Regions from separate parts of the Mus musculus genome. Here all the other regions are linked to region 1. Evidence: chromatin loops called from intact Hi-C (ENCODE). Cell type or tissue: gastrocnemius. All regions are shown on one strand. Region 1 overlaps Gm32464 (a long non-coding RNA gene). Region 2 overlaps Crim1 (cysteine rich transmembrane BMP regulator 1 (chordin like)). Region 3 has its middle 52 kb from the start of Gm32076. Region 4 overlaps Fez2 (fasciculation and elongation protein zeta 2 (zygin II)).

What was found. Peaks named below come from ENCODE experiments on the same cell type or tissue, not always from the same donor. Only the 100,000 strongest peaks of a DNase experiment are listed, where the experiment ranks them.
Region 2: it touches region 1 in a loop (2.7-fold over the local background); 3 of 42 quality-filtered maps call a loop at or near these places.
Region 3: it touches region 1 in a loop (5-fold over the local background); 12 of 42 quality-filtered maps call a loop at or near these places.
Region 4: it touches region 1 in a loop (2.0-fold over the local background); 2 of 42 quality-filtered maps call a loop at or near these places.

What each region holds. Positions count from the first base shown.
Region 1 is chr17:78,451,098-78,459,097 of GRCm38, forward strand. Gm32464 (a long non-coding RNA gene) reads right to left here. Exons shown (of 5, transcript XR_876967.1): 3 at 6,173-6,273; 4 at 5,827-5,982; 5 at 4,102-4,294. It also overlaps the pseudogene Gm19399. Among named protein-coding and RNA genes, the nearest start is that of Gm32464, 9.0 kb to the right of the region's middle. In gastrocnemius, CTCF peaks have their summits at 644 and 4,214 (motif pointing left); a DNase peak (open chromatin) is centred at 4,211; H3K4me3 peaks cover 732 bases; H3K27ac peaks cover 2,081 bases.
Region 2 is chr17:78,294,561-78,302,560 of GRCm38, forward strand. The region is part of intron 4 of Crim1 (cysteine rich transmembrane BMP regulator 1 (chordin like)); the gene reads left to right. Among named protein-coding and RNA genes, the nearest start is that of Gm41620, 17 kb to the left of the region's middle. In gastrocnemius, a CTCF peak has its summit at 3,823 (motif pointing left); no DNase peak of the experiment used is centred here; H3K27ac peaks cover 1,471 bases.
Region 3 is chr17:78,037,464-78,045,463 of GRCm38, forward strand. No RefSeq gene overlaps it. Among named protein-coding and RNA genes, the nearest start is that of Gm32076, 52 kb to the left of the region's middle. In gastrocnemius, CTCF peaks have their summits at 3,925 (motif pointing right) and 5,758; a DNase peak (open chromatin) is centred at 5,795.
Region 4 is chr17:78,381,645-78,389,644 of GRCm38, forward strand. Fez2 (fasciculation and elongation protein zeta 2 (zygin II)) reads right to left here. Exons shown (of 8, transcript NM_199448.3): 6 at 3,100-3,175; 7 at 1-29. Among named protein-coding and RNA genes, the nearest start is that of Gm32336, 15 kb to the right of the region's middle. In gastrocnemius, no CTCF peak of the experiment used is centred here; no DNase peak of the experiment used is centred here; H3K4me3 peaks cover 851 bases.

The sequences.
Region 1 (8,000 bases):
AGCAGTGGGGTGGAAGGAGGGAGGGGAGGGAAGAAAAAATACCAGAAAGGAATAAAAAATTAAATTCAGAGAATATTATTTTCACCCTCTTTCTTTGAAACAAAAAATAAGTGTATTCAGACCCATGGAAAGTGTATAACATTGTAATTCATATTATCTGCTTTAGCAGAGACCACAGGGCTGATAGAAACAATTATTGTTTTCATCGTTACAATGTTTTTCTCTGGGTCTATTTAGGAAGTGGTGGAAAGGAGGCAGCTCACCGATCTGTATCCTGAAGTTAGACACTGTTTCCTGTGTCAAGGGCAGGGCAGGCAGCCTGTATCTCAAGGTCAGAGCCTGCCTAAGACTAACCCAAAGGCTCAGCTCCCAGTAGAGGTAAAAGCTAATTCATAAATTCCGTGGCAATAAATCCTGTCTCAGCTTCTAAATAACCCATTCTATTTTCAAGTGAGGTCAAGTTAGGAAGCCGAATCCAGGGACAAGAAAGATCCAATAATGTTCTTGGCTGGAAAGCCTGCCATTCATCAACAGGTCACATGCCTGTCGTGCTCTCCGGCTTACCTCAAGTCATGACCATTTTGGGGAAGGTATGATGTGTGCCGAAAGCCTCAGCATTGCTCCTAAGGCTCTGGTGCCCCCGCCAGGAACTGTGGGCAGCTGATCCTCCATGGAGGTGGCTTCTGCAGGGGCTGCTTCAGCTGCAGCTCAGCGGCTACCAAGAGGCTTTATGCTCGATCATATCTATTGACAAGCTGAAAACTGTCACAAACTGAATGTTTCTTCAAGGTTATTTAAGAGTTGCTACAACTCAGGACTTTGCTTCATGCAACATCTGAGGGACAGGGGTAGCTTTATTCAGTTAGAGAGACCTAGGAAGTAGCTGGTACTTAATGTGCTATGACGTTCTTCCACACTTGAACAATAACTATGCAAGTTTATTCAACTTCAAGGCTCTTACCCAGACCCTAAGCCCCTTCTACGGAGAGCCACACTTGTCCCGCCCCACCACGATTCCCCTGCCTCCAGCATCTGAAACACAAGAATCTGGCAGACAGCGACTGCGTCTCATTTAAGACCAGTTTGCCAAAAAGTAAGAGAAGACTATTTATCAGCTAAAATTATGGGGTGTTGTTCTTCCTCTCTGGTTTTCAAAATTAACATCTACTAATGGACATGCTAATGCTGAAAGGGAGAACCTCACTGGTCCCCACCCCTAGACAAAGAACCATAGCAAATGCCAAGGGAGAACTCAGCTTCCCCAGGAGTAAGGTCCCTAGTAGTTTATCCTGTATCAAGTGGTCCCCGTAGCATCATATACATAGAAGCAGTACTAATGGATTCAGTAGTGTGTGTCTGTGTGTGTGTGTGTGTGTGTGTGTGTGTGTGTGTGTGTGTGTGATAGTCAAAGAAAAAGAGGCCATGAGTTTGAGAGTGGGAAGAACATTCAAGGGTTGAGAGGGAAGGAACGAGAGGAAGGAAGTGATGTCATATACTTTCATTTTAAAAGGGTTCCCAACTCTAAAATATATCCTTTTCTGTGTTTATTTCTTTCTTAACCACTTCAAATATGTTGCATAGTGTTGGTTTTTGTTTTGTAGAAGTTATCTTGACAGCTTTCTCTCCTTGCAAATATAAGACTCTTCACCATTACCCAAAGGTTTTGTTTTTTCTCTCCCTCCCCCTGGGCACCACTATTCTGCTTCCTAGGAGTCTGAGTATTCACACAGTGCCCAGGGAGGCCAGGGAGGGAGTCAGATCCCGTGAAACTGGAGTTATAGGTGGTTGTGAGCTGTCACGTGGGTGCTATGGATCGAACCTGGGTCTTCTGGAAGAGCAGCCAGCGCTGTTAGCGTGGTCTCTCTAACCCACAAGGTTCTATTACTAACTTGGGAAAATTGGACCATAAAATGCAGGTCTTCCTGGGGTTCCATTAGCATAGAGCTGTCACAGTTCATCTTGTAGCATGTGGTGGGGCTGCTTCTTTCGGCAGCTGAATGATACTTCATAGTATCTACATGGCACACTTTGTGTACTCTTGGTGAACATTCAGGGTGTGCCAGCATCACTTCCTGCTTGTGCTTGCTTGCTTTTCTCAGCTGAGACCAGCCTAGGAGATGTGAGGAGGTGATTTCTCCTCGGGATTCTTCACTGCTTTTAGAAAAGAGTGAAAATAACCAAACAATTTTGAGTAATTCAATTAAGCATTCTATCACATCAGTCGCACGTGTTTTGTCTTTCTGACCCCAATTATTCCTTGCCCAATAATAGAAAGCTTAACACACACACACACACAGAAATACACAGAAACACACACAGTCAGCACACACAGACCTTCTGCTGCAGCAATTCATCATAACAAGTGCTTTTGTGCACCAAGCGCATGCATGAGAAAGTTCATGGCAACTTTACCCACAGCCCAAAGCTAGAGACTCTGAGGTCCATCGGTGGATAAATAAGCTGTAGCATGGTCACACAACACAATGCTAAGTAGCTGAGAAATGTGAACCTTTGCGGCTGTCACCACATTCACGAATTTACACACACACACACACACACACACACACACACACACACACACACACACACTATCAAGTATGGTGTCGAGACAGAGTAATTATGTGTGATGTGAGTCTATTTGTATGGAGTTTAAAAATGGGAAAACCATGGACAGAGGGGTCAGTATGATTCCCAGTATTGGTTAGTAGGGAGTAGAACTATCTGGAATTCTATAAATATGTTATTTCTCTATCTGGATAGTAGTTGCATGAGTCTGTGGATGTGTGCGTGAAAATTAATTACACTATAAAGTAATTTAAGTCTGCCTGCTTTTCTTTGTAGGTTGTAACTATGAGAAGATACAAGATTAGTCTTGACAAGGGGACCCATTTGTTCTGATTTTAAAAATCCCTTTATACTTAAAAGAAGCTAATATTTTTTTTAAAAAAATCAACTAACAAGTGAATTTAATAAATGTTGGGGAGGGGGAAAAATCCAAGCTTAGTGTTGACATGAAGCTCAAAAGGTGGCCAAGAGATAGGTTACAGAGAAGGTGTAATAAGCTCTTTTATTCTGCCACTAAACCCTCCCCTAGGGAAGAAGTTGGCAATTGTGGGCGTAGAGGTTTGGCGGCTCCTGACTTACTCTGAATGTATTCATTTTAAGAGCTGAGATCCACCGCTCGGCTCTCGTTCCCCGCAACTGACTGGGGCTCCGTCTCAAGCTTAGATTTGGGAGGTGCAGCTGTGGCCTCGCTGTGTTGGGTATTCAGTCGAGTGTGTTTGTGTTCATTCCTGTTGCAAGCAGGCAATCCGGTGACGTCAGCGGAGCATTGGAAAGCTCGCCGCCGCTGAAAGATTAGTGTGCTACATAACTCAGCTCTAAATAGAGCCTATCAACTCTTCAATATTAAAGGAAGTGCTGCCTCATGAAGTCACCCTAATTTATAGCCAGGGCTCTTTATTAGTGATAATAACAAGGCTCTGTCAAGATTTCGAGATATAAAAGTAGGCTATACAATAAATCCTAGTTTAATTAGCCTGTGTTTTCCATTGTAAGAGGCTTTGCCTAACAGCACCTACCCTCAAATAGACAATTAGATGACACTGGATCCCTCCAGGATCAGAAAATGGATACAATTAAAGGCAGACTTACTGGTAGCCTGTGGAGCCAGGTGCAAACAGTTGCCTTCTCTCTGTCCCACCACTGACAACTGTCCCTTGAACAATTACGGCCTCCGGCTTGTTCCTGGTGCTGTCTCTGCCTTACTGCGCTCTCTTCCAGGCGATTAGAAATGGGTCCCTAAAATCAAAGTCAGAGACTAACTCTCCTTTGCTCCAAACCTTCCAGAAGCTTCGGCACATTCAAAATATAATCCAAAGCCCTTATAATGAATTAAGACCTCATATCTCCTGGGCTCACTAGCCTGCCTCTCCTCCAGCCAGCTGGGCCTGGGTTCCTAATCTCTGGATACCTGTGACATTAAATGTCTAAGATGCTGCCTCCTCTGGTCTACTTACCATTTATTTTGGAGATTTTACCACCGTTCTAGTGCCTTCAAAGAATATCTAAATTTTAGGTTTAATGTCATCAACAACAACAGCAACAACAAATCCTTTCTTTTATTGTAGTTCTCCATAACACAGCAGCACCTGCCATGTTGTCTTAGGCGTAGGTTTGGCTGTTACCGCCTCTAGTCCTCGGGCTCCCCCTGCTGGACAGGACGGACAGTGATTCATTAACACATGTCCCTGGCGTCGAGTACCCTCTTTGGTACATGGTGGGTAACCAGTACCTATGGATTAATCACGGAAGGAATGATGTAATGAGCAACGAAAGGTAGTGAGACCCACAGGTACTTTCAATTTAGGAACGGGAATCATTTCTAAGTCACGGACTTTCTTAGCTGTTACAGTGCCATAGGTATTCTTCAACAGAGGCAAGCTTAAGTGAACAGATGTTTATGGCACTTTTAAAATGCCCTGACATGTCTGTGGAGCACCCTTCAGCTTCGATCCTATCAGAAATACTAATTTGGTAAATTAGTATAATTTTTGTCTCCCATACTCAGTGTAAAACAGCGCGCACTCCTGCACCAGGGTCACAGAGCCGCTGGTGTCGCTCAGATGGAGCAAGAGGCTCCTTGGAGTTCCCTGATATCCACCATCTGGTACAACTTCTCCCTCCTTAGCGTTCAGAAAAAAAAACATACGGACCCACAATAATAGCTCACTGTCTACCACAGGAGACAGCAAACCATGACATATGTACCGAATCCATGACAGCTGCCTGTTTTCTACAGCACAAACGCTAATAGTAACTTTTGCACTGTAAAGAGCTAAAAAGTAAAAGACACTGGGAGCCAGAAAAAGTTGCTGATGCCACTCTGCACAACCGGGTTGATGGGTCTGACTTTGACTTTGAGAGAGGGAATGGGATCTTGGAAAATGAACTGTAGGATACAGATAAATGCAGAGGCACGGTCTCGCTTTCTGAATCAGTCCTATTACCAGGCATGGATTTTCTCATGCAGGAGGAAGTGAGTAGGTTTTGCAATGCCCAGGGGACATGATAATGGCACAGAAAGCCCAAACCTCCCCCAGGAACGTGAATCTTGAATTTCAAAAAGGAAAAAAAAAATGAAAATAAAACAAAATTTCAATTAATATAAAGCACACCATGGGAAAGAGGAAAACCAACCTCGGGGGCACTAAGTGACTCCTGGTGGAAGAAACTACCAACTGTGGTGAAATCTAGTCACAATGTTGCAATTGCAGACTTTCTGGAATTCTAAGGACTATACTCCCAATCTCCTCCGCAGCAAGGCCTTGCTGTGTTTACCGAAGTGGACAGGAAGCAAAAAAGCTGAAGTGTTTGTGAACTCGGCTTTCTTGAACTGGGAAATACCCCTGGTAAAGAGTCTGTAAGTCGGCTTGATAAGAACTTTGCGATTTAGGAGAGTTGGAATGTTGCAGGTCCAGAGCCAAACTATTTGCAGCTGTTTTCACGCCCCTTTATAGCCATAAATTACCCACTTCTGGGTCTGACTTAACATCCCCTGGTTATCAGGTAAAACCTTCTGGAATGCAGGCCAGCGGCTCTTTCCCCAGCATCAAAGATGAAGGGCAAGTTTCTATACTCGTATTTGAAAAAAAAAAGTCTTGATTTATGACTGTTCTGCATCTATAAAAATGTCATGAAATTGTTTCCATATTGGAATATATCATTTGGGGTTACAAGGATCCGTGCTCCTAATCCACAGCCACTCATATTTGGCTCCAGGATAAAGGAGCTCTTATTTCTTTTGAAGTGAGAAGTGGATTGTACCTTGACAGCATCCGTAGGATGGGCTTCCAGCTTGATCCTGGGTCTCCCTTTGTCTTGCCAACTGCTCAGTGGCTGGGAAATGGAAGATGCAGGTTGGCCGGTTATCCAGCTAATCTTGAACTGAGTGTAGGCTGGCACAGCTTTTGTAAGAGCAAACTGTGTAACAATTAGTTGAAGTCATTGTCTTTGTGTGGCCTGTGCCACAGCAACGTCTACTGAGAGTGGGACACAATGATACTGCATAAAAGTTTGAGTCTCTGTGATCCACACAAGATACCCATGCTTTAACCCAAGATAAAAGCGAGAACTTAGTCATCACCCAGACCACAGTCAATCTGGTACTCACAGGTCAGCTCAAGGGTATAAAAATATCCAGGTTTGTTCCTGTGGGAAGTGTTACAGTTTCTCCAGTGAGACACGCCTCACGTCTATTAGGACAGCTATTGTCTGAAAGGCACGAAGGACAAGTGTTGGTGAGATTGCGGCGAAACAGGAACCTCTGTCCACCCGGTGGGAATATGATTGACACAGCCACTACAGAGGGTCCTCAAAAATTAAAATTAAAATTACTATAGGAACTGGCTCTCCATTCTACCTCCGCAACACATATCCAGAGTAAAGACAATAGATGCCTCAAAGGATGCCCATGGCTCTGCATTCATCTCTGCCTCCCCCCCAATAATCACACACACTCCCCCCAATAATCACACACACTCCCCCCAATAATCACACACTCCCCCCAATAATCACACACACTCCCCCCAATAATCACACACACTCCCCCCCCCATAATCACACACTTAAAAAAACAACCAGTAGATGAATAGATTTTCAAATGTGATTTAGGTGTATAAATACTATCCCACGATCCTCAGGAGACAGTCCCTGTCTTCGACAAAACCCAAGTGACCCCCAGAGGGCATTATATGGAGAGAAATAAGGGAGACACGGTGCAATAAATGCTCTTACGTCATTCTAATGTGAGGTCGGCAATGCCCCGTGAGCGAGCGGAGAATAGATGGAGTTTATTGCTAGTGGAGGGGGGCATACTAAAGAAAATGGGGGGATGCTGATCAAAAGGGAGGAACTTTGATACCATGTTGAGATTTGCTAAGAGTGGATCTAAGCAGCCTTAATACACACACACACACACACACACACACACACGTGCACACACACACACACTATCCCCACACACACCCTGACACACACACTCTTGCACTGGTCAGTGCACAGTGTTATTCATGGGGGGGGGCAGTTATGACAGTAAGACAATGCTATACTTTAAATTCTTAAATTAAGTCAGCTATTGGATGGATCACAGGGCCCCCAATGGAGGAGCTAGAGAAAGTACCCAAGGAGCTAAAGGGATCTGCAACCCTATAGGTGGAACAACAATATGAACTAACCAGTACCCCGGAGCTCTTGACTCTAGCTGCATATGTATCAAAAGATGGCCTAGTTGGCCTTCACTGGAAAGAGAGGCCCATTGGACTTGCAAACTTTATATGCCCCAGTACAGGGGAACGCCAGGGCCAAAATGTGGGAGTGGGTGGGAGGGTATGAGGGAATTTTGGGATAGCATTGGAAATGTAAATGAGGAAAATACCTAATAAAAAGTATTTAAAAATTCTTAAATTAAATCTTAGACTTTAAACCTTAGGTATATTTAGAACTATTGAGACTATCTTAGGCACTATGCCTGATTCGGCTTTCTCGCCATGTCTTCTGACAAGACTTTCAGAATCAAGCGATTCCTGGCCAAGAAACAGAAGCAAAATTGTCCTATTCCTCAGTGGATTCGGCTGAAAACTGGTAACAAAATCAGGTTCAACTCTAAGGGAAGACCCTGGAGGAGAACGAAGCTGGGTCTGTAAGGATTCACACAATGGCAAGACTGAGGGCTTATACTGAATTGTCATCGATTACTCCTACCAAATGGATTTCATCATTTTAACCTGGAGGCCTGCTCGTGTCTTAAATTAGGGTGTTTGTCCAGTAATAAAATATAGAACCTTTCAAAAATAAAAGAATATCTTAAAATTTAGACTTTTGTGTAAGAAAATAAGGAATTAGTACTTTCTTTGTTGTTCCAAAAAGGTACCCTTTCACAAAGTTCTCTAGAAAGGCCCCTCCCTGCCTTTCCCTTCTCCTCCTCTCCTCTTCCCCTCCCC
Region 2 (8,000 bases), 160 kb before region 1:
CCCAGCCGTGGAGGCCGAGCTTAGGTTTTCAAGCAGAAGACTTGTCCAGATGTCCCCAAGTCAGTGCTTGCTCTCATGGTCCAGGGCAGGTGCTCAACAGCCTCCACAAATCACAGATGTGATTGCATGCACATTTGTAAACAAGCCTATCCCATGCTCCGGAACATCCATTTCTTTCTTCTCTTTTATAGATTATTTATTACATGTAAGTACTCTGTAGCTGTCCTCAGATCCCTTTTCATCTCTCTTCAGCCTCGCTCGCTCCGGCCCTCCAGAGCATCCAGTTCTAATGCAGTTGGCTTCAAAATGAGAATGTTTACATTGACTGTATTAAAACTTATTCTCGCAGCCAGAGAAATAGCTCAGCTATTGAGAGCACTTGCTATTCTTTCAAAGGATCTAGTTGGTAGCACCTAGGGTCCTAGCACCCACGTGGTAGCTCACAACCATCTGTAACTCCACTTCCAGAGAATCCAAGGTCTCTGCTGATGTGAGTGTGCATGTGATGGGTGCACAGATACTACACAAGGCACACATGTACACAACGAAGAAAATAACGTCTTATAAAAATCTTCTTATCACGTCCATCCCTCCTTTCAGGCTGTGATGTGGTATTTTCTCTTCTGTCCTCCTTATCTTGACTCGTCCTCTGGGTATCCCTCCTCCGTCCTGCCAGCCCATGAAAAGCTACACCAGTAGCTTCTCTCAGACCTAAGGACGTGGAGGAGAGGACCCTCTGTCAGACAACTGAACTGCACAGGGTGGTTGGAAATGTCTGCAGAGCCCCAGCCCTAACACTTTCAACAAGGAATACTTTCAGCTCTTGCTGGTCCTCTGGTCTGGCTGCTGGCAAGATCGCAGCCTCTTCAAGCCTGTCCCAGCATTTTGTTAGCTGGTCACATCAGACAGGCAATTTACAGAAATCGCCATTGCTCTGTTCTCACCATGCCCTTTCTGTGGGGCACAGTTCTAGGGTAAGCTTGTATTTTCCTACAGTGTGCCACTTCTCCTTCAGCTTCGCACCGTCTGCTTTCTAGACTTCCGGCGTCTTTGAGAAGGAAGCCATAATTGTCTCTTGAGAAATGCAGGAAGAGAGAAACCAGGATGGCTGTCCTAGTTTCTTAATTGTCTTGGGTTTGTATCTTCCCTGCATGAGAACATATCCACCTTGTTCTTCCTCTCAACAGAACAAGACAAGCATTAACAGCCACAGAAAACTAAGTTCCTTTCCTCCTGTCTCTAAGGTCAAAGTCATAAGAAATAAGCGGTCACCTGTTATGCTGGGAGCAACTGCCTGTGCTGGGGAGGGACCACTGGGCGGACAGCAGTGAGGGATCCTCTGGCTGGCTGTGACTGGTGATGAAGATTCAAGGAGCTCATAGGGGGATTAGCTGGAGGAGGGTGAAGTCCGGTCAGTAGTCCTCCAGGGAGTGGTAAATCTCTTAGGGAGAGACAGGAGGGAAGTTCAAGACGAAGGATCTCCCATAGGGAGCTATAACTATTTTCCAAAGTGGTAGTTGGACCGTTGGTTCGGTGTCAAACCTCCTTCTTTGGGATGTTTTATTCGCTGTCCTGTTTTAAATGTACATATTCCTGGAAAGAGGTAAGGGTGTGACGCAATACAGCATCAGATTTCACTAATGGTGAGGCTGCTTTTTTTAGAACAGGATTCTGTTTTATGCAGCATCATTTCTGCTCCTGACAAGCCCTTCCATTAACAGCCTCTGCAGCCTTACTGCTGCATGAAGTATAAAAATGCTTCTTCTCTCCTTGTCCCACTTTGGTTGGAGATAGGGACACCTCTCCCGCTTCGAAGGCTCAGGCACTGTCTTCAGATGTGGAGGGAAGCCAAAAAATTTGATGAACTCTTTTTCTAGAATGCTTCACAACTTGGGACTTGTGTTTCTTATAGGACGTGGGCAGAGATAAGTGTCTGTGTTGGGAAGATGGGCCTGAGATGGCATATAGCTTCCAGTGTCCCGCTCTGGAGAGATGTTATAGTGGAGGGATGTTAGAATAATATTTGCTATTTGTGTGCTAGTGCCCACCACAAGGCACATCTCTGAGGCACTCCTGCGCTTTGCAGAGAGGGCTGTGGGGTGGCGGAAGACTCCCTCCCCACAGTTGCAATGGTAATATTCCCCTTGTTTAGTGTCCTTTAAAGTTTCTCCCTTCATTCTTGGTAAGCAGACAGACAAGCATTGATTTTTTTTTTCAGGGTAGTTTTTCAAAACAGGTCTCAGCTGCTCCATGATTCCAGACCCCCAGCATTTAGCACGCCATTTCTTCTCCCGGAGTATAGAAAGAATATATAAGTTTGCAGCTGTTACACTCCAGGCAAAGCAAGAATTGTGGGGAAGTTGAGGTCGGGGACACACTGACCCAGCTCTGAAAGTCGGGATTGAAGGACAGCAAGAAGGGAGAGAAGTAAGCAGGTGCAGGTGTGCTGGGCTTTAGGAACTGGGTATCTGCCAGTGAGGCGCGATAGAAAAGAGTCTTGATCAGGCGGCCGCATTGGGTGGGGGTAGGGGGGTCATAATAGTGGCAGTAGAGTTTCAAAGTTAGAAGAATGTTTCTTCTGAGCCTGTACCTTATTTCCTGGGTGAGCAAACCAACCTCCTGGGAACTGGAGTCAGTGGCTGATAGTTTTACATTGTTCTGGTGGGTGCCAAGGGTACAGTAAGTCACTCTCTTCTTCCTCATTCCTGAGAAATGCCATTCAGAGCAGAAGGAGCCTTTGTAAGGGATGGCGAGCACACGCTAACGGCTGTCCCTGCCTGTCCCTGCCGTGACAAGGTTAAGAACTAGTGCCGCTTGGTAGTCCTCAAGTGAGAAGCAAAACTAATCCACCCGACCCAGCCCTGCACACAGACGCACAAGGGTGCTGGCTGGGTGATGGAGCCTGGGGAAATGTATGGGAGCGGTCCCTCCCTGGCTGGTCCTTAGCCACAGGACCCCAGAGCCTGTGCTGTAGGCAAATCCCACTGTCTTTCTTTCACATTGTGATCTGAAAAACCCTGCCCCTCTGAGTTCCCCATTCCCAATGTGGAAAAACAACGCAGGACCAGGAGGCTGGCCCAGCAGGTAAAGGTGCCTGCCACTGATCTAGTGACCTGCGTTCAAGTCCCCAGAACCACATGAAGGACAGGGAGAACTAACTCCCAAAAGTTGTTCTCTAGTTTACATGTGTGCACACGTGCACACATGCACATAACCGCATGAGCATGTGTGCGCGTGCGCACATACACACACACACAAATAAAAATAGGAATATTAAAACAAACAGCAAGAACAACAACAAAAACCAACGCATGTCTCCAAAGCTCTAAGTTAACAGCCATGAATGGGAAAGGGTAGGTTCCAGCTTTTTGCTGGATATATTTGTTGCTCATTTTCTTCTTCCGTAAGACATCCCCTCATTCACTGGGGAAACTGACAAGAGAATCAATATGATTGTGATTTCTTAAAATAAGCAGGTACTCTCCAAGACTCAGGTACCCTGTCTATTTATTGTTAAACGTCAGAGGAGGGAAAATTAATTCTGGAGAAATCCTTTTGGGTATGTGGTCCTAAGGGCTGTGTGTCCTCAGTGGGGATGAAAGGAGAGGCAGGGATGGCTGGGCATATGAACTACAGGCTAGGGCTGGCTGGGGCATTCAGTGAATGGCGGGTTGGCCATTGGTGCTAGAATGGGAGCGAGCAGAGCATCCAATACTGTGCTCCAAGAGACCAGAGGCCAAGCTTACACACAGGAAGCTGTGTCTGGGAGGTTCTGCACTGCCTGGGATGGAGCCTCCTCAGGAAGTGAGTGCCCTCTAGGGGTTTATGTGATTTCTAAGGGCTCTTCATCATTCCACTTAGGCCCTCAAGAATCCACTACTCTAGGCAAAAAAATAGGGCCGCCCCTCTTAATCAAGCCCCACCTAGCTGCAGCAATGATTACATTGTGCGGAAACTTACTATCATGGCCGTTTTGACTGATCATTACCATAATATCAAGGATAGCATTAGAGGCCTCTCCCCCACCACCCCCCGCCTCTGCTGACAAATTACCTATACAGATGACCACTTCTTTGAAATGTCAAAAGAACAAAATATCCTTAACCTTCTTATTTTATGATCTCATTTATATGGATTCCAAAAAATAGGTTGGCATGTTAGATATGCAGGAGACATATCTTACAGACTTGTAATGGCCAGGGCTGGAGACAGGGGAGACAGGGGAGACAAAGGCTGCAGCGGTTTTGCTTAGGGTGAAGAAATAGTTACAGGATTCTATACTTCAGGAGGGTAGGTGCTGTGTACGTGACTTTCATCCCATAAGGATGAGACATACGCTCAGAGTATCCTTGGGTTGCTCTGTACGGAGGGGACTTGTTTGATTTGACCATCTAGGGCCTCTGCCTGTATTTCCCTTGCTGTCTTATCTGTTTGTTAAACTAACTAATATCTCTCTTCGCTTCCAATTATGTCTCATTCTGTGCACTACCTATATACACAAAAAGAGCATGTGACCAAAGCACACAGTGAGCAGAGTTCCAAACGAGTGTGCCCAGGTGTTCAGAGGAGCTGATGTCTACAAGGCAGCTGGACCCACGGGCCAGACAGAGAACACTCAGGAGGCAGTTAGCAGCGAGCAGCAGAAACAGTGAAGCAAGAGTTGGCCTAGGGCAGAGAGAGAGCATTGCATAGGAAAAGCTCTGGGTGATGAGTGCTTCTCCGAGACACTGATAAATGGAAGGAGGTGGGGGTGGGCGCAGGAACAAAGCTGTAAGCTGGGTGTGGCCTGGCTGGGGCAAAGGGAAGCAGCGCAGGAAACTGGGGAGGGGTGAGTGATGACATCAGCCACGCTAAGCATCTGTCTCATGTTAGTTTCTTAATCCATCTGTTTTCTCTTTTGCCTTGCTTGCTCTTATCCAGGGTTTGGGGTAGGAGGGAGGGGAAGGTTAGCAGGGAGAAGAGTAAAGAAATGATAGCAAAGGAGAGGGTGAGGACAAAGGTCAGTCAGGATGCTTCAGCGCTTCCTCCAAGGGACTCAAAAGAAAGTCCCGCTTCTTCACATGGAAAGCATAGAGAGCAGGAATATGTACATCTGTATGGTGTGGGCAAACTGGGGGTAGGGGATGTATTAATGGCTACCTGGACAAATGAGGGAGACCTGTGAGCAGAGGACGCACGTGCATGGTGTTCAGATGTACGAAATTGCTATTGGGTCCGTTTCAACCTGACCCCCCAAAAAATTTTTTAAGACTTTTTTGCGAGATCTGAGCCTTACAACAGGTGTGCAAGATATTTCAGGTCTGAGTCCAGATGTTTGCCTTTTCAGAGTCCTTCCTCAGTTCATTCATTTTTAAAGTGCTAATTTTAGGTTCAGAGGACTCTTATCAGAAGTCAAAGGATGGCACCAGGTCGGAAGCGTGTGCTGGCACCTGGGGGTAGGTAAGAGGAGAGGAGCCAAGAACACCCCAACCTACTTACAATCAACCATTTAATCTCAGTGGAAATTGTCAGAGAAAAAAGAGCTTCCTTTTCTAAGTGAGTTTGCTAAGCATTTTTTGAGTAGTTTTTAGTTCATTTACATGGTGCTTTTATGGGTACCTTTTACCCTTTTTTAATAGGGGCGTGTGGACACCGGGAAATGTGGTAGATCTAGGGCAAGGTTAGTCATGATGTTCCATGTGCTATGACTTCCCACAGTCCAGGAGAGGGTCCAGCCGAGAAGTGCACATAAGTATTCAGACAGAAGGGGTACTAGAATGTTCGAGAACAACACCAGAAGAAGTACTTTGGGGGCATACGTGTGCTCTTGGGTGTTTAAGAATGACTATCTCCAACCTATCGCCAGGCAGAACGTGCATCTAGAAGATGCAGCAGAAACAGTTAGCTACTCTTGTAGGATGCCATCAGTTTTAACTGCACCAAGGTACTAGGAATCAGGTGTGGCCCCTCAGTATGAAGAATTTAAGTTGTACAGTTGTGTAAGAAATATGCCCAGCTCTGATCATAGCAATATGACTATGTCGCTTAAAACTGTAGTGGCTAAGCACTTGAGCATGGAGGACTACGGAATTACCATACTCTATGCTACAAGGCCAGTTCATAGAACTCAGCCCTAGAAGGTCATTGTACTTCAGGGATACAAAACTCCACCTGTAAAACAAGCAGGCACTTGTCTTAAAATGTAGACAATAATATGATTACAGTAAAACATTAATGAGGTTTTCACTCCCGTTCCCTCAGGAATCTAACCATCATTGCATGTAGAAGAACCCAAAGAGGAATGGAGGGCGCAGTGTCTCATTCACATCTCTCCAGTGGCTTCTTCCTTTTTCATTCATTAATTTATTTACTCACTTTACATCCCGATCGCTCGCAGCCCCCCTCTTTTCCAAGTACCCCCCTCACATGGACCCTCCTCCCACCACCCTTCCCCTTCACCTCTCTGAGGAGGAGGTGGCCCCCCTGCATACCAACAAGTCACTGCAGAACTAGGCACATCCTCTCTCATTTAAGATCAGACATGGCAGCCCAGTTAGGGGAACAACATCCACAGAGAAGCAACAGCTTCAGGGACAGCCCTTGCTCCAGTTGTTGGGGGACTCACATGAAGACCAAGCTGTACATCTGATGCACATGTGCAGGGCTCCTTGGTCCAGCCCTTGAACACTCTTTGGTTGGTGGTTCAGTCTCCGGGATTCCCCAAGGGTCCAAGATAGTTGATTCTGTTGGTCTTTTTGTGGAGCCCTTATCCCTTCCGGGTTCCTCAGTCCTTCCCCCAACTCTTCCACAAGACTTCCCGAGCTCGGTCTAATGCTTGGCTGTGGGTCTTTGCATCTGTTTCGGTCATCTGCTGGGGTGGAGCCTCTCAGAAGACATTTATGCTAGGCTCTTGTCTGTGAATCCAGGCTGACAGATACAAACACAGCCTGGGATTCCGAGGAGGAAGGCAGGCCTGCAGTGTCCCTACTGGTCCTCTGAGGACAGCTCAGCACATTCCCCTGGTAATTGGCAGGGGTGGCTACTGCATTCATTTATGTCCATTTCACACAGGGCACCTGTGTATCCAGTGTCTCTTAATGGTCTCTGATGCAAACTTTAACTTCATTTTCATTTTAGTTTGGGGTCAAGTGTAAATGTCATTGAAACTCTGGGCCTGATTATTGAGATAGTCGAGGACTATATGCATATTTTAATTTATCAAGGATTCAAACAGTAGGAGAACAAACCAATCACTCAAACAGGAAAGGGGGAAAAAACAGAATTAAAGAATCTATTAGTAATTCTTCCCTGATTGTAACACCACCCCCACTATACATAGAAACCCACATATTTCCTTCCACTGTCTTTCTCTTAAGGACAGTCCTATTTACCCCTTTCAATCCAATCTGGCATCTCACTCTGTCTTTCTACCTACCATTTGACCCATAGTCGTTCCCAGTGGCGTCCCAGGACCAGAGGCCAGCAGCTTTTTCCCTATCTCTCATTGCTATGTCTGTATGCTGGGCTCCAGCTGCCTGAGCATCTTAGTAAGACGCTTACTTCATTGCATCTGAGAAACCTGTTCAGGTCGTTCCTTGATTTCTTCACTTACCTCTATTTATCGGCTCCTGTGCTTAGATAGATTTCACAGCAGAATTAAAGTCAGCAATGACCAGAGCTCATTGCTCATGAAATACCTCATCCCGTATGCAAAGATACATGTACCTGTGGTAGCTTAGAATTCAAGAAATCAAAACTTTCTGCTTCCAAGACAGCTGTCACAAAGTCCATTTACTTAAACCTTATGTTCTTCTGTGTATAAAGAGACTTCAGTCTTTGGCACGAAAACGTAAATTAAGTACTGCTCAAGGTGACTAGAAAGCCAATAACTTAATTGAGGAGGGGATAAAAACCTCTAGAAGATGCCTACACATCACTAGAAACAAGGCTGCAGCCTGGGGCTACAGAATGGAGGGAACACTCATTCCTTGTGAGCATCCCTGACCTGTGTGTATAGAGAT
Region 3 (8,000 bases), 410 kb before region 1:
TATGAATAAACAAAATCTCGATGATACTAATAGAATGGAATTCAAAACCATATTTCTGTGACTTCACAATCTATGGCTCTTTGACCACATTGTTATAATTAAACAATAGTATATGTTGAGCACAAGTGCAATTTCCAGGAAGTTGCACATTCTTTTACCACTTGCAGTTCCTATAGAAACATACTGGTTGATTTCCAGGAATATGTATTTCATGCTTTTTTGAATAACATCCAGAAAACTTTGAAGAATAAAGTCAACATGTTTTTATATGTTTTTATATGAATTATGAAAAAATTGGGCTTACTTTGTGGTAACCTTTTGCTTGTTTAAAGTCAGTATATTAACCAATAGCATCTGCTCTCACTTAATGAATTGCTTTGTTGGTATTATTGACAGTTCATACTCTGCCTACTTAATTACTGTGTCTTTAAAAGAATCAACCTCCTTAATCTTGCCAAGGCAAAGGCAACATCATACAACAGTGAAAGGTCTCTGCAAACCTCCCAGCATTTGCTTGTTAGATTTGGCAGGAGAAAGTCCTGCATTCTCAACATTGGGTTGGAAACTTTGCAGTCAGTAGTCAGAATACAAGTGGGTCAATATCCCATCTGACAACCATGTTTCACTTTTGATCCTTAAAGGGTAAAACGATGCTAATCACTCCCATGTGTACCCTACTATCTGTTGGACACATTACTTTATAATCTTCACAGCATGAAAATTTTCTGTTAACTCCAATTAACAAGCCAAAGACTGAAAACCTTTACTGAATTCTGCTATAAAGGAGCTGAACTCTAATTCAGGTCCCAATGATGCCCTTGCCCATGATTCCTGAAGTGTGTTATTAAATAGAGACATCCCACATTGGAGAGGAAATGGGTGTCACTCTTCTCAATGACCAGTCTGTAGTAAAAACTCTTAGTTAACATCTGGGTAGGGAGCCAGGGTCTGTATCAGGCCTGTTAAATAGCAAAACACAAGCAAGTGTCCCCAGACTTGCTGTATTATGTTATCTTGCACTCATTTGACTACTAGGTTATGTTGGCAATCTTATATGAGATGAAGTAGAGAAGTTCTTTTCCTTTGCAGTCTGTCTGATTGGCAAAGGGATGTACTTACAAATCCAGCCAGCTATTCCTAAGATCACTTCCAAAGCTGTGATATTTGGAGGGAGAAAAACCTGGCTGGGTTCTGTACTAAGAATGGACAAGAATGTGTTTGTTTGTTTGTTTGTTTGTTTGTTTGTTTATAGGCATATTAAAAAGAGCACCATCTACTCACTCCACAAACTGAGAATCCTACATTTGCTCGGGTCTTGAAGGCTGAGTGCCTAAGAGGTCAAAGCAGCCTTCCAAAGGCAGGTCTCAAACTGAAGATGCTAAGGACCTGATAGTTGCTCAGTCCATGAAAGTAGTGTTTTAGCACTTCCAGTTAGTGCTGAAGACCTTGATGGTTGCTACAGAGCTGCTGGTCCTCAGGTAATGATGGGTGCCTGCAAACGCTGACTCTACCCTCAACAACAGCAGCAGCAGCAAAATGGCAAATTATTTTGCCAGAGCAAGGGAAGGCCAAGAATGAAAGAGGGGAATGATACTCTTTGGACCACACCTTTTTTGTCTGGGGTGCTACCAAAAGACACCACCCACATCTGAGTTAGGTCTTTCGACATCAATTAGGACAATCTGAACAGTTGCTCAGTAGATCCTCCCTGTTCAGATGATTCTAGTTAGTGGTAAGTTGACAATAGAAATAACTGTCACAGGTTTCCATCATCTCTGGCTTCATAGTTCAGCTTTTTCATTCTCTTTGATGTGAACTTTTACAACATCAGGCATAACCAATATTTAAACAGAAGCAGAAAAATCTCAGCCAAGTTTAAATATTTTCACTATATTCTTAGTTCAAATTAACTGTTCTGAACTTTCCCACCACTTGAGAAGCTTCTCTTTGGGGGGTCCATGGGCTACAGTGTTTGTTGATTGGCCTTATATGAGGCTTGGTTCAGGGGACAAGGGAGAGCTAATCCTGACAGCTCTACTTGTGGGATACACTAGAGGTACTGACCACCCCAAACTGGATTTTCTTTTCTCTACATATAAACTACTCTGGCTACTTGATGTCTCTGGGCCCACTGGTGTCTGCATAGAGTAAGAAGTGAAAGTGATTGGAGCTCTTCAGAATTTGGCAAAGCAAGGAGAAATTAAAGAGAAGGGAGAAGGGAAAGTATGAGCATGTGGGTGTGGCTACCTCCGGGTAGCTATTTATTCTGTTTATCCATGAGCACATCACTTGACTCTTTAAGACATGATGTCCTGATGTCCATGAACACTGCCAATCACAGGTTAATTGAGGACAGAGATCACAAACAAAAAGCAAAACAGACTCACAAGGGAATGTATGATCTCCATTACCTGTGCATGCGCTCCATTTGAATTCACAAGAGCAGAGAGTGTAGTGGTGATGACTCTCTAATAGGGGAGGCTGGGGTTGGGGGATGGGAGAATGTTGACTGGGCATATAAAGTTTTAAATGTCTAGAATGAATAAGTTATTCATATTTTTAATTAATAACTCAGTTTAATGTAGTTGCAATTTGTTAAGACAGATCCTAAGTTTGCTTACCAAACAGACGCTAAAAATGCTAATGTATGGGTAGATTGAGGTGTTAATTAGACCAATAATAATCATTCTACAAGACTGCCTACATCAGAACATCATATTGTACACTTTAAATGTATACAATTTTTGTCTGTCAATTATACTTCAATAAAGCTGATTTTAAAAAAAATATGTGAATAATCAACTGTGGTAAAAGTTTCATTCCTATCTAATACGGAAAAATTATTCCAGAAGCAATTGATAAGAATACAATACATTTGGATCTGATACCTCAATCTCTAAGCACTGTAATTATCAAAATAATGTTAACTAAATTGTTTGTTACTGATGCAGAACATTCAGGTATTGGGGGAAAAAATGGCACTTCAGAAACGATGGCTCTACCACACACTGCCTATGAATTATTCAATGAATGTGTAGGGGTGATATTGTTTATAACACATTTCCTGCCAACTTCTGTTTTTCACTAAATGTTTAAAAAAATTGAGGCAGCTTCACAATGTAATTGGTAATAGAAGCAGATGGTACCTCTTTGACCCTTCATTTTAGCTTCTAGGCATCTGCAATCAGTTATATGCTAGATATGCAGACAGACAATATGCATTGAAATTAGCCCCATCTTTTTTAGCTGTCAAAAAGTAGACTTGGCCATAAAATTTGAGAGTAAAGAATCTGAGAGATCATCTAGTTCAATTCTTGTATTTTACAGGTGAGAAAATTCCTGGTCAGAGAGGTAGTAAATTGAATGGTTCAAGGTCACAGAGAAAGGAGACAGAGCTAGATCTCAGCCCCCCTGGCTTACTGGCACAGCCTGCTCACTTTCAGGATCAAGGCTGCCCTTCCTTATAGGGGAGATACAAACATTTATTTATGAAATTATAAAAGATTTGAAACACCCTGAAAATTAACAAGAATAATACTACTCAGTTCTGCAAAAGTTTAGGGAACTCCAATTTGCATTGGAATTTTAAAAACGTTGTGGTGAAATTTAAGTACTGTTAACCAAACCAGATTCCTTCAAATTATGGTAAAATAACAGCACCGTAGATATGAATTAATTTATAATCTTTTGAAAGTTAATTATATTAAGTACTTCTGATTCCCTGAACATAACTCAAATAGTACTATCAATAAAACAAAGATTCTCATATGCATGCATTGAATTATGTGACATAAAATAACACTTTGCTATTGTCTTAGAGCCATTCATTTTCTTTCTTTAATTTTTTAAAATATTTATTTTATGTGAGTGGGTGTTTTGTTTGCACGTGTGTCTCTGACCCATATTCATGCAGTGTCCAAGGAGGCCAGAAGAGGGCACCCGATCTCCTCGGACTGGAGTTAAATAGCTGTGTGCTGCAATCTGGGTGCTGGGAAACGAACCCAGGTACTGTGAAGAGCAGCCAGGGCTTTTAACCACAGAGTCTCCCTCCCCTCAAATCATTTTCTTAATGTACTTTGACATCATGTCTTAAAGAAGAGATAAATGACATACTCATATTTAAACAGAATACTTAGCTACCCGTTAGTTCTCATTGTACCTCCCACACCCAAGTGATTACACCCTCTCTTCTCCCTTCCTGCCTTCTTTTCTCCTTCCTCTGACAAATTCTTAAGAACTCCATTCACTTTCATTTCTTATTCTATGCTTAATGGCAAAAAACTGCCTATCAATAAGTAATGGGTTTCCAGAGGTAAATACCACAAAAATCTACTGACTCCTTGATCTGCCTTGGTAGTTGTAATGTCAGATCCTCTGGAAAGTGGTTCTTAGCTTACAATGCTCACACGTGTGTGCATGTAAGTCCAAAGTGAATGAGTACATGAACAGGGACACTAGAAATGAAAACAGCAGTGGGGAGAAGCCCATGTTAAGGAAGTAGGCATGAACAAGAGGAAAATGCCATAGTCATCCTTACTACTGTTTGTGCTATGCAAATTTTAAAACAAATATTACTGGATTTTTATAGATTCAGGGATTAATACAGGAAATATATTTAGCATGCCAGCCACTATTATGTTTCTCAAAAAGTACAACTATCATTTTCCTTTAGAATAAAACTAAAACAAATTTATTTTAAATACCCCAAGATGGAAATTTCATGACTGGAATGTTGTAGACTATTCTGTTTCTTTGTTTGTTTGTTTGTTTGTCATAAAAGATCTATTTTTCAGTTTATGCAACACACACACAAAGTCAACACTGCAGAGTCAGTCAGACTCCTCCATATCTTTCTGCCAATACCTTTTAAGTTCTTAACCTAGTAAGATATCATTGAGTCACTCTTAAATGACTGCTCAAGGATAACATCTCTGCTCACACATCCTTTACTGCCTCCTTCCTTATCTCCTTCCTTTCCTCCTTCTTTCCCTAGATATGTCCTCACTATGTAGTCCAGAAGGGACTTGAACTCATGACCCTCCAACTTCAGCATCCAGAGCACTAGGGTTTCAGGAATATGCTACCACACCCATCAGCTTTTTCCTGGTCTGTACTTACATTTTTTTTTCATTCTAGCTACATCCACAGAACATATAATATCTGATAGCATATAATTAAAAATTCCTTTAATATTCTAAGTCTTTGGTATCATACTGACAAAAATGGATAATTGATCCTTCTCAACTGATAGCTTTTCATCCAGACATTTAGATTTCCTGCAGGCCCCTCCCTTCTTCTGGAACTATGTTATGGAATGAGTGATCTCAAAAGTCAGAACCCAGTTCAAGAAACTTCTCAGTAAAATGTCCATTACACTTAATATCATAATAACTCATTTATTTGCTATACATCCACAGTGTCAATGAAAAATTAAGGGTATTTTAAAGGGTGCTACATTAGGAACATGTTAACAACAGGGCACAAAACTAAAGAACCAATCACTTAACATGTATACAACTGCCAACCTTCCATAGTCAAATCACATCCTGAAAGGGGAGTGATCACTTAACCACGCATTCTATCCTACCTGGGTGTCATTTTATTAATGTCCTTATCTATATTTAGAATGTATTCACTCGGCTCTGACACCTAGACTCAGGGGAGATCGCCATTTTCTCTCCAGTGACTCCCTAAGACAGGTCCACTAAGGAGTGCACAGGCTGCAGAAGCAGCAGAGCAGCTGAGACAGGGTCCTACAGAAATAGATCTTCAGCCAGGAGATGGGGCTGTTCTGCAGTCCTCTGTGCACTGGTCTTGCCAGGCGAGAACTGGTCTCCCAGGAGTGCTGACACAGGCTTACAGACTCACAGGAAGAACAAGCTCCAGCCAGAGACAGCAAGAGCATCTAACACCAGAGGTTACCAGATGGCAAAAGGCAAACACAAGAATCTTACCAACAAAAACCAAGATTACTTGGCATCATCAGAACCCAGTATTCCCACCACAGCAAGTCCTGGATACCCCAACACACCGAGAAAGTAATATTCAGATCTAAAATCATATCTCATGATCCTGATAGAGGATTTTAAGAAGAACATTAATAACTCCCTTAAAGAAATACAGGAGTACACAGCTAAACAGGTAGAAGCCCTTAAAGGGGAAACACAAAACTCCCTTAAAGAATTACAGGAAAACACAACCAAACAGGTGAAGGAATTGAATAAAACCATCCAGGATCTAAAAATGGAAGTAGAAACAGTAAAGAAATCACAAAGGGAGACAACTCTGAACATAGAAATCTAGGAAAGAAATCAGGAACCATAGATGCAAGCATTACCAACAGAATCCAAGAGATGGATGAGAGAATCTCAGGTGCAGAAGATTCCATAGAGAACATCAGCACAACAATCAAAGAAAATGCACAATGAAAAAAGATCCTAACTCAAAACATCCAGGAAATCCAGGACACAATGAGAAGACCAAACCTAAGGATAATAGTAATAGGTATAGATGAGAATGAAGATTTTCAACTTAAAGGGGCAGCAAATATCTTCAACAAAATTATAGAAGAAAACTTCCTTAACCTAAAGAAAGAGATGCCCATGAACATATAAAGGAAGCTTACAGAACTCCAAATACTTCACACCAAAAAAGAAATTCCTCCTGACACATAATAATCAAAACAACAAATGCACTAAAAAAAAAAAAAAGAGTATTAAAAGCAGTAAGGAAAAAAAAAAAGTCAAGTAACATAAAAAAGCAGACCTATTAGAATTATACCAGACTTCCCACCAGAGACTATGAAAGCCAGAAGATCCTAGACAGATGTCATACAGACCCTAACAGAACACAAATGCCAGCCCAGACTACTATACCCAGCAAAACTCTCAAGTACCATAGATGGAGAAACCAAAGTATTCCATGACAAAACCAAATTTACACAATATCTTTCCATTAATCCAGCCCTTCAAAAGATAATAAAGGAAAAACCCCAACACAAGGAGGGAAACTACACCCTAGAAAAAGCAAGAAAGTAATCTCTCAACATGAAAGATTAAACCTAAAAGAAGATAGCCACATGAACAGAATCCCAACTCTAACAACAAAAATAACTGGAAGCAACAATTACATTTCCTTAGTATCTCTTAATATCAATGGCCTGAATTCCCCAATAAAATGACATAGACTAACAGACTGGCTACATTTTGCTGCGTACAGGAAACCCACCTCAGGGACAAAGACAGGCACTACCTCAGAGTAAGGCTGGAAAACAATTTTCCAAGCAAATGGTCTGAAGAAACAAGCTGGAGTAGCCATTCTAATATCGAATAAAATCAACTTTCAACCTAAAGTTATCAAAAATATAAGGAGGGACACTTCATACTCATCAAAGGTAAAATCTACCAAGATGAACTCTTAATTCTGGACATCTATGCTCCAAATGAAAGGGCAGCCACATTCATTAAAGACACTTTAGTAAAGCTCAAAGCACACTTTGCACCACACACAGTAATAGTGGGAGACTTCAACACCCTACACTCCTCAATGGACAGATCATGGAAACAGAAACTAAACAGAGACACAGTGAAACTAACAAAAGTTACGAAACAAATGGATTTAATAGATATCCATAGAACATTTTATTCTAAAACAAAAGGATATACATACTTCTCAGCACCTCATGGTACCTTCTCCAAAACTGACCATATAATCAGTCACAAATCAGGCCTCAACAGATACAAAAATATTGAAATAATCCCATGAATCCTATCAGATCACCATTGACTAAGGCTGATCTTCAATAACAGCATAAATAATAGAAAGTCACATATATGTGGAAGCTGAACAACACTCTACTCAATGGTAACTTGGTCAAGGTCTATAACTGTCTGAGTCAGCTGCTGTGTGGAGCCTCTCAGAGGACAACATGCTCCTGTCTGCAAGCATAACGGAGTATCATCAATATAACCAAGGATTGGTGTTTGCCGATGGGATGGGAC
Region 4 (8,000 bases), 69 kb before region 1:
CTCACTGTCCTCCTTCATGGCATGCAGGACTGCCAAACAAGAAAAAGACAATGACAATAACTTAGGATCCAGATCAAAAGCTACATGTCTTTCCACAGTTGTAGCCTCAATACTAACGGATGACATGGTGTGACTGATTCACACGGCTTACAGAATCTCTTCTAGGTAAGAGAATACGGTGAATCTCAGTGGAGACATGGGAATCATTTCCCTCGGCCAACATTCCCAAGCACTGGAGGCAGGAACGAGGGACGGGCCATTCGTGAAGCATCTGCTTTGTCCCAGTGCATGCTGGGAAGTGAAGGACAGTGCGCTGTGCACTTGGATGAGCGCTGTTCCCCTCACAGGTCCTTGGAACTGGAGGACCTTCTGGAGAAACGGGAGATTTAACTGTACTCTCTAGAGAGTAGACGAGGGAGATTTAGTGAAAAAATTGAAAGATCAATGAAAAAAGGCCTAGAAGGCAGCTCCAAGCATCTAAGAAGATAAGGAGGTTTTGTCGTGTGTGTGTGTGTGTGTGTGTGTGTGTGTGTGTGTGTGTGTCTGTGCATGCGTGTGCGCGCGTGTGCATGCCTGCCTGCCAGTCTCTGTGTGTATGACTGTATGTATAAGAGGATACACATACACACATAATGATATTGCTGGGATCAAACCTAGGGCTTCATGTATGCCAGACTAAGTGCTAACACGGAGGCACACCTGCCTGCCAGCCTAATGTTATGTTCTTGGTGAATACCAAACTTGAAGACTGAAACAGCAGCCACTCAGCATCAGATTTTAGGTCTCGGTTTCTAATCTAAACCAGCAAGGTAGAGACAAATTCTCAATTGTGTACCTTCCTAGTTAATGTTTTCCTTGGATGTATGAGGAGTCCACACAGTGTCACTGTTAAGTCAGCCCTCTGGGGCTTTGACTGGCTCCAGCACTTCTCTAATTATGAATAAGGTACTTTGCCACCCTGTGTGCCAAGCTCCTCACCCATAGCATGGGGATAATAATCAGGTCTAACTCAGGGCTTGTGAATGAGGGGCCAGCGCCTCATTATGTACAGACAACATGTAGGGCCCAGTGCTAACCATAAGGAGCTGATGGAACTCTCATGACTACAAGTATCATCACGCTGTGACTCCCTTCCCACAGCTTCTACGGGGAAGTCCACAGATGCATGAATGGCTGTTCCTCTATGACGACAGCAGAGGCCCGGGTAAACCCAATTGTCTCTACCATCACAGCATCATCAGAGCTGTCTTAGAGTGGATGTCATTCTGTCATCCAAAGATGCCCAGAAGATTCCAAAAACAACTGTGTCCATCTAGGAAACTATCACCTAAGAGTGTTCTAGACATGGAACTTCAATGACTCTGCCTCGTCCCTGGGCTGCAGCTCCTGGGCTCGATAGTTGCAGTTGCCTAAGCGGTATTTACTCTCCCTTCTTTAGACAATCAGTAGGCTCGGCATTTCTGCTTTTAGGCTTCAGCATTTGGTTTTTTTTTAACTTCTCTCTAAAGTGGCATTCCAGGAGCTGGGGTCATTCAGGGTGCAGCTGCCCAAGAATTAAGAGACTCGGCCCTGTAACTAACCATCTTATGTGATCTTGGACACACACAAATGTGCAAGCTCTTGCTGAAAATGAGAAGGCTGACCACCCACCCAGCTGAGCTCTGGCTTCTTCATCTTACACTGACTGACATCCCTTGATTTACCTATATCATAAGGTAATATAAGACTTTCCATGCACTGCTCACCATGAAAAAGTATAAAGAACCAAGGTTAGCAGGCAGCGAGTGGCTTAGAGGAAGCTGCCCGTCCCTCCTGCCCGTATGTCACTAACATTATCCACACACATGATACACATTTCCTTCTAATAAGAAACCATACAATTTACAATTAGAAGTAATGTCAACAAGTCTAATCCTTTCTATTTTGTTTGTTTCTTTTGAGACAGGGTCTCACTCTGTGTAGCCCAGGATGGTCACATCTCAGAATCTCAGGGCAGTCCTCCCACCTCAGCCCACTCAGTGCTGCCTTACATATGGGAGCCAAATTGCGGGGCTCAATCTCTTCACTTCCTCTGTTTATGAAATTTCAGCAACTGTGCTTGTGTGTTTGTTTGCTTGTTTGGTATAAGGATGTTATCTGTATATCATATATGTGTCTGGCACCTGTGGAGGCCAGAAGAGGATGTCAGAACTCCTGGAATTAGAGTTCCAGACAGTTGTGAGCTGCCATGTGGTTGCTAGATATTGAATCTGGGTCCTCTACACCAGCCAGTGCTCTTAACCACTGAGTCATCTCTCCAGCCCATGCTAAGCTGATTGTGACTTGCTCTGAATCAGACAGAATTTATTTACTATAGGATAAATTGAGAAAATATTTTTATTATAATATTCCATTGCTGCCAAGAGAGAGAAAGTGACTTCCAAGAATACCCCTGAAAATAAAGAGCAGCCAGGTTTCTGTGGCTGTTTATGGCTATCCTAAGACATACTCAACACTACGTATATTTATTAATCTCACAAATCATTTTTTAAATTTACCCCCACATACTGGAGGAGTATCTGTCTGCTTTGTTCATTAATGTACCTAGAAAACAGCCTGGCCCACAGCCGACCCTAGAAATGCTTGCTGGATAGATGCATGCTCTTAGGACTCACTGCCAACTTAGGACAGCCTTATAACAGCTACCTCTGCTTTCCCATTCCCCAAAAGGCAGCTGTTAGCCTACATCTCTACCCCTCTCCTAGTCTGTCACTAAGTTGCATAAGAGCCACAAAGCATTTTACTCGGTGACAGACAGACACGGTCTCATGCATAATGATGGAGATTCAACTTACATGTTTTCTAAAATAAAACAAAACAACAAAAAAAAAACTTAGCTCACAAATATTTCAAAACTTAAGGGAAAGAATTCAAACAACACTCAACTCGGCACTCCATTTGATATGATAGCTATTTACTTCACTGTCATAAGAATCAGGGTGGCATCCACCATTGACCAACCTACACTGACAAAATAAAAATAAACTTCAGAACTAAACCCGAGAGCTTAGGAATCAGCACATGTCAAATGAGGAGTTGTTTAGATTTGCCTTCGCTCACTTTTGGTTAGTATCTGAAGATCTTCCACGGACGGCGGGCCACTCTTCTTCTCGTAAGGGATGACTGTCGTCAGATACTGCCAAGTTAAAAGAAAAAAAAAATCATTCAGGCCTGAGTTAATTTATGTTCACAGCAATACACTCCCTAGATCTACTTTCTACAGAAGTAGGGCTGCTTTGGAGGTGGGCACATGGGCATAGACAGCCATCCCCGAGGTCCGAGTCTTTCCTCTGGGGCTCATTTTTCTCCTCAATCCTGCCTGCTGTGTATAAGTCTCCTGTCGGCATAAGTAAGGCCTTCTTACAGCTCAGTCCCTGAACGCTTGCTCACGGGGTGAGTGCTGAGGACAGCCGGCTCATTTGCTCATTTCTAATGAGTCTTATCTAGCACTTTACTTGCATGTTTTTCAACATACTTTCAGAACAGTCATTAAACTAACATCATAGTTTTAACAATATATACAAATAATAATCTCTGGCCGTCAAATCATTCCCTTTAAGGCCATTCTTATTCCGGTTGAAAACAGCAGTCAACTTGAATAACACGACAATGTTTCAGACACAAACCAATTTCTTCGAGACACTGATAACAAAGACTTACTTCCCAAACAATTACTGAAACAAAATTAGTATGTTAAGTGGTTGTTAGTACATATAAGTGACCTTAGATATTAGAGATTAGATAATTGAGAAAGAATGGCCAAAAAGGTAAATGAATAATAAAAATAATCTCTGAATCTGTGACAAATTGTCCAACCAATTCACTCTCTCTAAACACTCATGATTATCACACTTAGGTTTAAAAATTTCAAAAAGGAAAAGAAAAATCTCCTGAAAGTATGCTCCAGAAACAACTGTCTAGAGCCCTCTATTCTACAGCTCAGAGCAGCTTGCAAAAGCTCACATAGAAACTTAGTGTCCTACACTGTCCTTGAGCTTCTTCAAGCCTGTCCTACAAATTCATTCTCTGTTCCTAATCCCCACAGACTATATGGTTCTATAAATAACTAAAAAAATTAAGGTAGAAAAAGTTGCTAAACAAACAATAACAATAGTAAAAGTTGTTATTTTTACTAACAATAGGGCTCAAACAATAGTAAAAAATAGCTGTTCAACTTTTTAAATCTCAGGGCCCCACATTCTCCCGGTGAGGCTCAACTGTACACCCAAGTATCTTTCTTTATATATATATTCTTAAAAATCCCATAAATGCCAATGATGTGCCCAACTGAGCCTTTACTCATGGTGCCAAGCCATGTGAAGAAACATCAGGAATCTATGCCTTGGCCCGTGGCCACCTCCTCATGAGCCATATCACCTGGAGGTTATGTTTCCATCCTGCAGGTTGACGGAGGCAAGGGGCACGGAATAACAACTAGAATTCACCCATCCCCAAGGGGCCTCCCTATCAGCTGTGAATGTCAGGGTGAAGCTGCCCTCTCTAATACCAACTCTTTCCCATCTTGAGTGATACACAAAAAACTAACCCTGAAGAATCTCTAGGCATTTGGACTTCCTACATCTTACAGTGGCGCACCTTCTTATTCAGCCAGGACCTGGCCTACAAGAGTGTCTCAGTCAGGTAGAATTTTCAAATAGTGGAAGATGATTTCAAATACATTCACCAATATATACATTCCCATGTTCGTGACCCTCCTTTGAATTATGTAAAACCCTAAATACAAACCAAGTTGCGACACATCTGACTACGCATCTCACAGCATATAATTCTGCATCCATGACGTCGTCGTCTTACTCCTCACTAGGCTGACGACTGAGCTGGCTCACCATACAAAACGCCCAACGTCAGATAAAAGAGGTAAGATCTGCTCGCTGCATATTTTTTACCTAAGACTCTAATCTCAAAGGTAACAAAGCTCTGGCCACATTCTCCTCGAAATGAGATCTTCTTTTCTAAATTTTAGCAGCAATGTATCATGTTCCAGTTCAGTTGTTTTCACGATCATGCAAGCCATTACGTCAGTTTATTAACATCTATTTGTTAAAGGTGGGCATGAAAACGGGGCCCTGAAACCTGCTTAAGGATGCAATCGGTCTGTTGTCCAATCCCAACGCTTTCTCCCCAAAGGCAGATTCTGTCCATCTCGGTTCAGACACAGACAGAATGAACCTGCAGCCCTCCCCTTCCACCCATGCTCTCAGTCAATTAGTAAAAGTGACAACTTTCAGGGCCCTCGCAGAGCACAGGAGCAAGCAGAGGGTGAGGAAAAGAAGGAAAACGGAGCACCTGTTTCTCTCCGCCTGAGTTTCCAAAGGTGTGGCGGAGGCCATTCTGAATGACATTTGAGATCCCTTCCATGCTGAAGCGCTAAAGGCAGCAGGACATGGCCCAGGAAGAACAGGACAGAGAGAGAAGTTCAGAGACTATTAGTGGAGTGTTCCGCGATGTCTTTCTGTGCCCAACAGACAAGCAGTTAGAAAATGCCACGATCACTCACTCTCAGACAGCAGACAGAATCATGGTGTTTAGAGACCGCTTTCACTTCCATTCCGGCGTGAGTCCAATGCAGAGCCAACTGTTTGTAAGCCACTATCCCCACAGAGAGCTTCCCCGCTGTAACTAATAGATTTGTTCCAATTGTTGCAAACATCAGCTGTACCCTTACTTTATTAAACAGTTTACCGCACAATCCTTGAGATACCTTTTGATACCGCTTGTTTACTCTTTATCTATCGGAAGCTTGAACGCCTAATCCTTCGCAACGCGCCTGTTCTGAGCTGAAGCGTACATCTTTCCGCCATCAGTTTGGGGAAGATGAACCTGACATTTTCAGACTAGCGACTGTTCCCACTTGCTCTCCAGGCACCTGCCGTTGCCTTGCTACCGAGAATGTGAATTCTCGGCTTAGGCTGCCTGGGGAGCAGCATGGATACCAATTTACCCCCGAAAACATACTCACTCTGTTTCTAGAAAACAATTACAACTTAGTTCTCCTGGCAACCTCCAAGACTTCCTAGAATTCACTCTCTGCACTCAAGTGAGACTGTCTCTTCCCCTTCGGTGACTTATCTTGATTTGCACCCAGCCTGCAGTCACACGCATCATCAAGGGGCACGCTGGCACCCAGCTAGCAGCCGAGTCAAAGGCAGCAGAGATTCTCACAGCCTGACTAACTGAAGGAAAGGCTCCCGAGGAGGAAGCTGCACTCTGAGTCACCAGACGGTGCTTGTCCCTGGAATGTTAGGGGGAAAGCTGAACCAGTAAGCACGCTGAAGGAGTGGATGTAAAGGTATTCTCCAGGTCCTAAGAACGCTACAGAAATGCTCTCTGCTCTCAGACAACGTATACATTAGTCCCAGTGATCGCAAAGTGTGGCCCAGGCACAATCTGAGAGTCACTGAGATTCTAGAGGAGCAGGAACGCAAACTTATCTTAACATTATTAAAATATGGCTTGTCTTCTTTTTAAATTTATTATTGTTGTGATTGAGCATAGTGTTAGGCTTCATACCATGTCTTTCAAGTGCATCATGTACTTTGGCCATATACACACTCCAGTTCACTCAGACTGTCCCAGTGTACAGTGTAACATTCCAAAGGGCAGACTGAATGCAGAGGCGGAGCCGAGGCTCATGTCCTTCAACTGTGCCGTACATCAACAAGACTGACAAAAACAAACACCAATGACACTTCTCTAACCAACCTTTAAAGTTATAGCCTATTAAAACTTACCATTTATATAAGAATTAATCATTGAACTTTGATACTTTGAATGAATTAATCTTTTATTCGTGTTTACTTTTAATACAGTAAATATTGACCAATTCAATTATGTATGAGTGCCCTCTGAGGCTCTCAATAAACGTTAAGAGTGTAAAGAAATCCTGATTAACAAAGAGCTGAGAAATACAAAAAGGGCTATCCTGAAGGGAGCAGGCTACTAGTCTCTGGCCCAGCCACACTAGGCAACCAACAGCACTGCTGGAAATCTGAGCGTGCCCACACTGGCCTTGTGGGAGCTATTCTGCAAGCCCCTCCCTCTCCATTACCCTCGTGCCCCGCCTTTCCCAGACCCAAACCCATACACAGTTTTATGTTGGCAAGAACCAATGGCCTGGCCAAGAGATTGCCCTGGTTCCTCACTCTGCTGAGAATATAACTATTACTTTGGATGGAAGAGACTGCTTTTACAAGAAAAACCTACATAGCATAACTATCTCTGTAGATTCTTCACACACCACATTTTATCATTTGTTCCTTGTTTGTAAAACAGGTTATCCAAAGAGATGACATCACAGGCTCCAGAGCCAGCAATAAAAGATGATTTTCAAGTAAACAAGTCAGCTTGTTAGTTAACTACATTCCCTTGGAAAATGACAAGAAAAAAAATGCTTGCTTTCAGTCTGTATTACCTGGCTCTATTATCTGAGAAAATGATAAAGCTAGATGCAGACTCAAAAATCTCAGCTGGATGAAGAAGTCAGAACTCACACAAGAAAACTATTTGGAAAGTACACTCCAAATTCATTAGCTTAATTTTCCCAGTCAAAAAGCTAATTAGAATCATTGAAGAAGAAAAAAAAACAAAAAGAAAAAAAGAAGGCCAATGCACAGTTATAAGATGCATATGCAACTTGAGTCTTCCTGCGTAAGCACACAGATGTGAACATGTCTGAACTATCTCAACTACAAGAAACTTGGCTGTTTGTGAAAGATGACGTTCACGCCATCGGAATTCTAGCCTGGGAGAAAGAAGTAAAAAGGCGACCCCAGGCTTCCTAATAGAGCAACCTGGAAAACACAAAAACATCTACTGATGCTTGCAGGAGAAGCTGAAGTTCAAGTTTCTCAACAGATCCACTGCTGGGCTTGGACTGGTAGCCACAGCCAAGGGCCCCTTGCCCATAAGCACTCCCCAGCCATCAGCCAAACCAGAGAAAC